2 separate regions of the Mus musculus genome follow, and region 2 is linked to region 1. The links are chromatin loops, found by intact Hi-C in ENCODE. Cell type or tissue: heart. All regions are shown on one strand. Links, peaks and the distances in the headings refer to the core of each region. The heading gives the core; the rest is flanking DNA.

Region 1 (5,372 bases), core at 298-5,297:
TAGAGCCAAGTACCAGGTTCTATTTCAGCTCTTTAGAAATTTTAAATTAATAAATGTATTCAAAATAGACTAAAAGCATCGCTGCTCACAGACATGAGGGCAAAGAGCAGCAGTTCTCAACGTGTGGGTCTCAACCCCTTTGAGGTCAATACCCTTTTATAGGGGTCATATATCAGATATCCTGCATACATTGCAATTCACAGCAGCAAAATTAGTTATGAAGTAGCAATAAAACATTTTATGGTTGGGGGTCACCACCACATGAGAAACTGTATTAAAGGGTCACAGTCTTATGAAGGCTGAGAACCACTGGCATTGAGTTAACTTGGCCAGTTACAGAGCTAATAGGAGATTGGATGTGTATGTATGTGGGGGGAGGTATGCCTGAGTTCAAATGTAGAGGCAACAGGTTAATCCGGGGTGTCTTTTTCTATCACTACCTTTTTTTTTTTTTTTAACAATCTCATGTATCCCAGAGTGTCCTTGAACTTCTGATTCTTTTGCCTCTCCCAAGTGCTTGTATTTCAAGCGTGTGCTACTACTTATGGTTTATGTTGCTCCGGAGATTAATCTTGACTTTGTGCATGCCAGGCAGGCACTAACCAACTTCCCCAGCCCTTCTCTACCTTATGTTTTGAGCAGGATCTCTTACTGAATCTCACCTTTTATGGTTAGATAGGCTGGGAAGCATATGCCAGAGATCTTCCTGTTTCTGCCCCCCCACCCCCCAACCCTACCCCAAGTACTGGGGTTACAGTTTTTGTGCTGCCCACCTCATGCTCTTTACAGGGATATCAGGGATCTGAACTTGAGTCCTCATACTTTCAATGTAAGCACTTTATCTGCAGAGTCATCTGGCAAAGAATAACAAAATCTCTAAGTCAGTTCCCCACGTTAAAGGTCCTACTGTTTATTTAAATGTGCTTCTCTCTTAGTTGTAGCATCTGATAACACAACTCAGCCATTTTTTTTTCTTTCTGACATGGTCTTGTTAGGTAGCCCAGGTTGGCTTGGTCTACTGATGGTTTTCTCTGTCAACTTGACAGAAGCTAGAGTCATCAGAGAGAAAGGATCCTCTACTGAGGAAATGCCTCCCTGAGATCCAGCTGTAAAGAATTTCCTCAATTAGTGATCAGTGTGGGTTGTGCCATCCCTGGGCAGGGTTCTATAATTAAGGCACCTGGAAATTGTGTTTCTGCCTCTGCCTTCTGACCATTGGAATTCAGGTGTGTTTCTCTGCACCTGGATTTCAGCAAGAACTAATTGAAAAAATCAGTTATAAATATACCACATAAGGTACAAAAAAAAAAAAGTTAGGCATGGTAGCTCATACCTATAATCACAGCATTTGAAAGGATAATGCAGGAGGATTATCATGAATTTGAAGCCTGAATTAACAACCTGAGTGACTGAGTTCCAGACAAGATCCTATATGAATGAATGAGTGAGTGAGAGAGAGATTCAAAACAACCAAGCACAGTAACATATGTCTGTAATCCCAGTGATCCTGAAGAATTTCTAGTACAGAGCCAACCTGGTCTAAACCACAAGACCTTGTATCGAAGAAGGAAAAAGAGAAACACCCTGCCCCATCCTTCTAGTTTCTTTGTCTAAATAGTAAGGATAATAGTACCATCATTTGTGTGTAGTGGGTATTACAGAAGATGACAATTTTTTATTTTGAGGACACATGCCCTGGGAGAAAATGACTGTTAGGCCCGTAGCAAAGGAGCCAATAGATAGCCAGAGAGGAATTGAGGCAGGCATATGTGAAAAAAGGTTTTTCTTCTTTCAATGTCTTATTCTAAACTCTAGGCCGGTCTACAACTGACCCAAGTGTAGCCTTGACTTCCTGCCACAGACTCCCTAGTGCAGAAGAAATCTTGAGTGAAGGGCCACTCCCTGAACAAGGGAACAAAGAAATGGATGGTTTTCTTGTAGCAGTGTACATAGATAGCCACATGTAAATTGTGGAAGGCAAGACTTACTGTCAGCTGGTTCAGTTGCCCAATTAATGAGTGAAACATGGGCATGAAGATAGGCTGGTGTGTTGGCATCTTGGGAGAATAAACTGTCTTTGAAAGGGAAGGAAGTCCAGGTAGATAGGCACAGAGAGGCAGGGAAAGAGAGATGCTGTCTTAAACTCCAAAGAAGGCCAGTGCAGGTGTTAGATGCCTTTAATTCTAGCAATCGGAGATCTGTGGGAGTTTGAGGCCAACCTGGTGTACATGGAACGTGGACCCGGTCTCAAAAACAAATAACTTGCCAAGTAAGCATCAGAGAAAGGCAGTTGGCTTCAAGAATTGACTGATTTGAAAAACATGGGCTAGAGAGATGGCTCAGCAGTTAAGAGCACTGACTGCTCTTCCAGAGGCCCAGCAACCATGTGGTGGCTCACAACCATCAGTAATGGGATCTGATGCCCTCTACTGGTATGTCTGAAGACAGCAACAGTATATATATTTAAAAAGGGGGCGAGGGTTGGCCTGAAGAGATGGTTAGGAGCACTGCCTGCTCTTCTAACGGTCCTGAGTTCAATCCCCAGCAACCACATGGTGGCTCACAACCATCCGTAATGAGATCTGACGCCCTCTTCTGGGATGTCCGAAGACAGCCACAGTGTACTTACATATAATAAATAAATCGTGGGGCTGGAACGAGCAGAGGTCCTAAGTTCAATTTCCAGCAACCACATAATGGCTCACAACCAATAAATCTTTTTTGTTTTGTTTTTCGAGACAGGGTTTCTCTGTATAGCCCTGGAACTCACTTTGTAGACCAGGCTGGCCTCGAACTCAGAAATCCTCCTGCCTCTACCTCCCGAGTGCTGGGAATAAAGGTGTCCGCCACCACGCCCGGCACAACCAATAAATCTTAAAGAAAAAGAAAAAAAAAAGGCAAAATGCTTCTGTGGGGACGTCTTTGTAAGAACCATTATGGCATATAATGAGTAGGCCATTGTGAAGTTCTGTCCCATTTACACACATAGTCTTGAACCTCAGTGATTTCTATTAAATGGAGGTGATAATTACTACTTACTTTTTCTTTCTTTCTTTTATTTATTTTTTGTGAGTATGCCTAAGTACCAACAGTAGGGTAAGTCAGATCCACATCCTCTAGAGTTACAACCTTCAGGTTGAAGATCTGGAAAGGAAACCAGTAGGAGACTGCCTAAATGCCTCAAACTGGAGGAAAACACGGTCCCTCCTCCCAACCTGTAACCAGGATCACAAGACCCAGCATGGTAGAGTAGGTGGGCACAGGTAGTTTATTTTCAAATGAATGCAAAAAGAACTAAGCACAGTGATACCCACAACCCAGTCTTCAGAAAGAAAGGGAGAAAAAGAGTCACAGAAAACACAGTAAACTAAGTCCCTGCCCCACTCTCTTGTAGGCCCTTGGCTCCAGCGCAGTGGCAGAAGATTCCATCAGTTCATTTACAATTAGCCATATTTTTGTGTTTTATACAAATGTCTTTATACACTGTTCTGGACTCTCCTGTTTTTTATTAACTACATCTCATAATCCCACCTACATCCGCTGCTCTATTCTTGATAGTTACAGGGTGTTCATTGCATGGAAGGGTCACTTACTTAACCAGTTGCTGTTGCTAGACATTGCAGAAAGAGCTGTGTTTAACTATTATTACAACCTAGCAAAGAACCCTTTATATACTTTTGTCTTACACGTGTACAAGTCCACATCTTATCAGGAGAATACTTAATAGAGCCACTGGATAAAGGTGCAGCCTTTTACATTACAGTCTCCAAGTTTGTCAGAGAAGGGTCTGAGTAGGAGGGGAGAGGTATGAATGTAGGGGTTGGCACTAACTCTGGGGAGTCTGACTAAGCTCTAACACCAGGTCAGAAGCTCCAAAGGCACTTAGCCTGCTGCCACTGTCAGCTCCGAACTTGCATAACCCTAGGCAAACTCTGCCCACTCCCTGCTGACATGCACTGGATTGCTGTCCACTGTACCACTTGGGGACCTAGCAGTCCACTGGAGAAAATCCGAAGGATTTGAGAAACAATCCAAGATTCCTAGATAGACAATCCTCTAGGAATGGATTGTCTCAGGCTCCAGCTAAATAAGAAAGTTACATCAAATATTTAAAAACAAATTTCACACATCTGGATCACAAAGAAGACTAAGCAAGCAGCTGTCCTCTCCCCCTAGGCTCTGCACACAGAAAGTAGAGCCATGACAAAGAAAAGCTGCCTCAGAGAGTCTAAGGAGATAGGGCTTCAACCTGTCTTCTATGTGCAAGGTCTCCATCTGTCCAAGCCTGGAGAGTACTTAACCTACAGAAACCTGCAGAAGGCTGGAGAATATCAACCATAGCCTGACTCCACAATCACACCCAAGCAATCTTGAGTATCTGTTGCTATTTAAAAAATTATTGCCTGGGGCTGGAGAGATGGGTCAGTAGTAGTTAAGAGCACTGGCTGCTCTTCCAGAGGACCCAGGTTCAATTCCCAGCAACCACATGGCAGCTCAAAAAATGTGTGTAACTGGATTCCCCAGTTCCAGGGGATCTGACACCCTCACATAAACATTCATGCAGACAAAACACCAATGCACATGCAATAAAAAATAAATTATTTTAAAAATTATTGTCAGTGGTGCATGCTTTTAATCCCTTAATCTGAACACTTGGGAAGCAGAGGCAGGTAGATCTCTGAGTTCAAGGCCAACCTGATTTACTAAGGGAGTTCAGGATAGCTATGGCTATATAGAGAAACCCTGTCCTCCCAAAAACCATATATTCATACTTTTATTTTTCAGGAACTGGAAGTTCAGTTGTCATCAGCTCAACTTGTGTGTTGAGAACTGAACTCAGGTCCGCTAGCAGAGCATGAAGCACTGAGCCATCTCTCCAACTTTATGTGCAGGTTTTGTTTGTTTGTTTGTTTTTTCGAGACAGGGTTTCTCTGTGTAGTCCAGGCTATCCTGGAACTTACTCTGTAGACCAGGCTGGCCTCGAACTCAGAAATCCGCTTGCCTCTGCCTTCCAAGTGCTAGGATCAAAGGCGTGCGCCACCACGCCCAGCTTTATGTGCAGTTTTTAAGAGATGCTGGCAATCAAACTCCGGGCTTCCTGTGTGTTCGGCAAGTACTCTTCCAACTGAGCCACATCTCTAGCCCTGCCCCTTTTAAAAATGTTTAACTGTAGACATCTGTAGCCAAAGTCTAACTGTAGTCCAGGTTATCCTGGAACTCACTAGGTAGCGCAGGCTAAACCCAAATCCATGGCAATCCTCCTGCCTGGGCCTTCAAAGAACTGGAATTATTGGCTTGAACCACCATACCCCCACAGCCATGCTTGCTTTGTGTGAAGTAGCCTGTTAATGCTTTTGGCCCAGTGTCAGGGT
Region 2 (5,372 bases), core at 137-5,136, 150 kb after region 1:
ACCACTGCCCGACTTACACAGTAAGTTTTGAGGCCAGCTTGGGCTACATGAAACTCAAACAAATGAATAAACACATAAATAAAAAGAGGGGTGGGGAGAGGAAAGAGAAGGAAACATGAGGTTAGGCAGCTGAGGGGCCATGAGTGTATTCAAGGGGACGACAGCAGGAGTTCACAGGCTTGTGGCTGGAGTGCCTGTATTACCCTGGAATCATTGGGAGGTTTGGACACTGTCCTCGGTGTGGTCAGTGGTGGGCACCTTTGCTCCCCACCCTCCACCCCCCCGCTCCTGGTTAGGGGACAGTGGTAAGCATACCTCGGCTCTAGGTAATAGAGGGAGGGCCTTGGGCTGAGCAAGTGTGGGAGGGCAGGGACGTAGGTGTCGGAGCAGAAGCAGGCCACCTCAAGTCCAGTGTGGCCAGGAGCTGAGACTCCACTAGCTCAGAAAAACCACCCTCTCCTCTTCCCCCATGGAGGTGTGCATAGACATGGCTCGTTTTTAGTGAGCTAGAATGGATGTCTAGTCAGAGACCCTTCCCCTGGGTTCAGTTACTTGAGTAGAAGCCTTCAAGAGCACTGGCCTCTAGGTTGGAGATGACCAGGACGAGCTGAAGCTTGAGCCAAAGGAGAAGCCAGGCTGGTACCACCCAGTGACAGGACCAGGCTGGCCCAGGCCCAGGGCCTCTCTCAGGCCACCCTCCCAAGTCCACAAAGGAGGCATTGGTGGCATAAGAGGCTGCACCAGAGGCTGCTGCAGCTGGCATGGAGTGGTCAGCACCCTGCCTTGGGAGCAGGGATTTGAATGACGCCCCCGGCCGTCAGTGGGAAGGACCCAGGACTCAGGTGTGTCTGTCTGAGGTCACCAATGACCTCCCAGCATGTGAGCGTTTTCAGGATTTAGGAGTTTGTGTATAGGAGGTACAGGCAGGGTACCTGATAGTTAATCACAGTGGCATATGCCTGTAATTCTTGAACGGGATGCTGAGGCAGGAGGTTTGAGAGTTTGAGGTCAAACTGGACTACTTCGAGAGACCTTGTTTCAAAAAGCAAACAAAATCCAGATAAGAAACATGAAGCCCTCTTTCCTAGAATGTGGGTCCTGTGAGTCCCCCAAACGGAAATCCCATACTGCCCAGACTTCAGCCCACCTCTGGCCTTGCTATCCACCCCTGGCCCTCACCCCTTGATGCTACAGTATTCCCACTTCCCCCTTCCCAGCTTTCTGTTCTCTGTGCCCCGATTCCCCCCAAACGTGTACCTTGCCTCCTGTTCCAGGCTTTCCCTATCCCTCGAGTCTGAGTTGAGGCTGGCTTTCCTTGAGGAGACTCTCTGGGTTCTTACAGGTAGCCTAAGAGCCTTAGCACACCGTGGCCTCCCATAGCGCTACGAAACTCCATGACAGCTGTGCACAGTACTTGCAAGGATTCTGGAGGCAAGCTTCTACCCCTTTTCTTTCTCTTTTTTCCTTCTTGGAGACAAGGTCTCGCTATGTGGCTAACCTGGAACTCACTATGTAGATCGTGCTGTCCTTGAACTCACAGAGATCTACCTGCCCCTGCCTCCCTTCCTCCCTTTTTCCACAAGACCCCCAAATGAGCTTGAGAATGGCTCTGGATGATGCCACCTCCCCGAGTCTCCCTCCACCTCTCCCAGGCCCTGGGAGCTCTAGTTTATGCCCTACCCCTACTCCGGAGGGCCAACCCAGGTAGACAGATGTGGGCATGAACACTATAGTGAAGAGATGTGCTCTCACACAGACTCATGCATATAACACATGCACGCTCAGACAAAAACAGGTGCAGACGTGCATATATAAACAGTAAACACACCAGGCAGCGGCCCACACCTTTAATCCCAGCACTTGGGAGGCAGACCAGGCAGATCTCTGAGTTCAAGACCAGCCTGTCTACAGAGTGAGTTCCAGGACAGCCAGGGCTACAAACAGAAATCTTGTCTTGGGGAAACAAAACAAAACAAAACAAAAAACAAACAAACAAAAAACCAGAACAGTAAATACATCTGCACACACTGCATGCATACATTACATGTTAGTAAGCACAGAGATGCACACACTGCCACACATACCACACATGCATCCCCACACCCATGGCAGACAAAGACCCAGTCACAGGAGGGTATATCACCTCCTCCCCCACAGGGACTCCCTGCAGAGCACCCAGCCAGCCCTTCCTTGCCCTAAACTGCCACTTCCTCCCTCCACGAGCTCCCAGACCCGCAGAGGGCGCTCAAGGCCCCTTTCTACCAGGCCTAGCCACAGCTGGGAGAGCACGTGGTTGCCACCTGCCCTCCCAAGCCAGTTCCCCTTTGTTCCCCAGGTCCCAGGAGGAGGCAACCATGCCTGAGGACCGCCCAGCCAGTCCTCTAGGCTCTGCTCAGTCCCTTTCAGCATAGCTCTGGAGATGAACTAGGGGGACCGTGTGGAAGATACCTAGAAGCAGGATAGCAGCCGTCACACTTACAAAGAGCCACCTATCACCCATTGCTTATTTGCAGCAAGATCACACAGCCCCAGAAGGCTGGGGGCTGCTCACCCCTGGGAGGGACTCCTCCAAACATTGAGAAAAATCCAAAGGCAATCCTTTCCCGCTGTTCTGACCCCAGCAGCTGCTAATAAGGTCTTTGGTTCCTTAAGAATGGTAACTATGGCCGGGCAGTGGTGACGCACACCTTTGATCCCAGAATTTGGGAGGCAGAGGCAGGTGGATTTCTGAGTTTGAGGCTAGCCTGGTCTACAAGAGTGAGTTCCAGGACAGCTAGGGCTACACAGAGAAACCCTGTCTCAAAAAACTGAAAAAAAAAAAAAAAAAAAAAAAAAAGGAAAAGAAAAGAAAAGAAAGAAAGAGAGAAAGAAAGGAAGAAAGAAAAAAGAATGGTAGCTATGACTGTTTACTGCCCTGCTAACCCAGGGTCAAGGATGTTATGCATAACAGTCACTGAAGATCCACCTCTACCATTTAGGAGACCCTTCAGTGAGTGAGTGAATCTTCTATGCCTTAGTTTGCTCAACTGTAAAATGGGTCTTCTTGATAGTTCCTGCCTTTCAGGTGGCCTTGAGGGCCATGAGGCGCCCAGGCCTAGGGCCCTAGTGAATAGAAACTGGGGACAGTCTCTAGTGCACTTCCTGTGAGTTGACTTCTCTGGCTGAGGATTTGTGTCAGGTGAGAACCCTGCAGAGACTCACACAGCATGTGGCCACTAAACCCCTGTACTTGAATGGAGCTGGGGGACTGCCTGTGACATCAGCAGAGAGGCCCTGGAGAGACCCTGGCTTTGTTTTACAACTGAATTGTTTCTTTGGGGCTTCACTTTCTTTTTTTTTTTTTTTTGGTCTTTTTGAGACAGGGTTTCTCTGCTTAGCTCTGGCTGTCCTGGAACTCTGTAGACCAGGCTGGCCTCGAACTCAGAAATCCGCCTCTGCCTCCTGAGTGCTGGGATTAAAGGCGTGTGCCACCACGCCCAGCAGGGGCTTCACTTTCAAGTCTTGCTAGGGTCCAGTCCTCCAAACACCCTGTGTTCAAGGTTCCTCTTCCTTCCTCCCACCAGGGCAACCCCACATTCCCTCCCAGCCGGCTTCACCCTATGAAGGCCTTTGTAGCTCAGGATAGCATTGTCTCTTCTCTCCCAGCTCTGTCAATCACAGGGAGAACTCTCTCTCAAGGTCCTTCTGCTTCTCTAAAGAGTCAAAAGTCTGGCCCCTTGTCCACTGGTCAGCTGTGTATGGGATTTGGCAGGGAGGAGCAGCTGCCGCCAGACAGGGCTGCTGTCTTCATTAGCTGCCCAGCTCCTCTTCAAGTGAATTAGCTGGTCCTTGGGGAGCACAGGATGGAGGCCTGCAGGCACCTGGCACTGCCCAATGCTTCAGTCACCACAACCCCTGTCAGAGGCCAGCCACATCCCCACCCCTAGCCCACTGGCCTGGCTGGCACTGGGCAGCAGGAAGCTGGTGCTCAGAAGAGCCCTGGCTGCCCACCCAACTGTTCCCAGCAGCCTGTCAATCAGGCTACTGGCTTCCATCCGCTAGTCCCTCCCACATGCTCATCACAGCCACCTCTGCCGGGCCCAGCCTGCCGGGTTCTATCTCTTGATCCCTTCAGTCTTTGGTCATTTTGGGGGTGGGGGGAGGCTGAGAGAAGCCACTTATGTTTCTCTCTTCTGCATCTTCCTGCCCTGAGACCCAGTAACTGATCTTGATGAAAAATGGGGCTACTAGGGCTTCTCTGTGACCTGGCCTCTGACCCTGCCATTGTCTAGCAAGGGAACCTCTTGATTCCGGATGCAAAAACTTAGGAGCCCACCATACTCCCCTCAGCAACACCCCTTCCTCATTCTCATTTTACTTGGCAAAAGGCATGTGCTCAGTGGTAGGAGCTGATGAAAGAGTGAATGAATGAATGAATGAATGAATGAGTGAGTGAGTGCATGCCCTTCCCACCACAGCAGTTGACATTCTCTCACCAGCTCACACAACTTACGTTTCAACATCTTTGCCTAGAAAGCTGACCCCTGCATCCAGAGTGAAAAGCACCCACTATTCGAGTCTGACAGTCTGAATTCTAAACATGGGCCCTTGTCCAAGAGCTCCTGGACTTGATTCCCTTCCGCGACTGGTTCCAGAGTACCTTTCTGGTGCAAGACACAGGGCACAGAGGAACCACCCCAGTGGCAGCATGGTTTTCTGGGAGGGGAGCTCCTACACATGTGTGCAATTTCCCCTGCATTGTTCTATAATCCTCAATGTGTTGTTCAGTAATTGGTCTCAAATGGCCTCATCCTGATACCCAGCATCTGCAGCTCTGTTCAGTTTATTAAGCGCTTCCTTCCTATCCTCATCCCACCTTTACAGAAAGAGAGTGGGCTAGAGAGGTGGCTCAGTGGGTAAGAGTGCTTTCTGTACCGGCGTCTGGACCTGAGTTTGAGTCTCAGTGTGCACATAAAAAGCTGGGTGTGGCTTACACAGCCTGTGACTCCAGCTAGCTGCCAGCCTTGCTCCAGGCTTAGTAGGAGGCCCTGTCTCAGGGGGATGAGACAGAGAGTGAAAAAAACAGGATGTGTCCTCTTTTGGCCTCTGTGGGTATCCATACCTACACACCACTCCAGACACATATACCTCCAATGCACACAAACACACACACACAGCATGCACACACACGTGCATACACATACACACTTCAGCATCCTGCTATCAGATTGCGTCTTCATCCTCTCTCTTCTTTCATTTTGAGAGTCTGTGAGTCTCTTCAGTTACCCAGGCTAGCAGCCTTGAACTTATGCTGTCACTAGCTCAGACTTTCAACCTTCAGTCTTTCTGCTTCTACCTCCCAAGCATCTGGATTCTGGGATTACAAACCTGTA

Evidence for each region. Peaks named below come from ENCODE experiments on the same cell type or tissue, not always from the same donor. Only the 100,000 strongest peaks of a DNase experiment are listed, where the experiment ranks them.
Region 2: a loop joins it to region 1, with 3 times the contacts of the local background. A loop is called at or near these places in 2 of 42 quality-filtered maps.

The regions. Positions count from the first base shown.
Region 1 is chr1:86,361,475-86,366,846 of GRCm38, forward strand. The region is part of intron 1 of C130036L24Rik (RIKEN cDNA C130036L24 gene); the gene reads left to right. Among named protein-coding and RNA genes, the nearest start is that of C130036L24Rik, 4.6 kb to the left of the region's middle. In heart, for the core only: a CTCF peak has its summit at 2,417 (motif pointing left); no DNase peak of the experiment used is centred there.
Region 2 is chr1:86,507,320-86,512,691 of GRCm38, forward strand. No RefSeq gene overlaps it. Among named protein-coding and RNA genes, the nearest start is that of Ptma, 17 kb to the right of the region's middle. In heart, for the core only: a CTCF peak has its summit at 2,234 (motif pointing right); a DNase peak (open chromatin) is centred at 2,252; H3K27ac peaks cover 2,127 bases.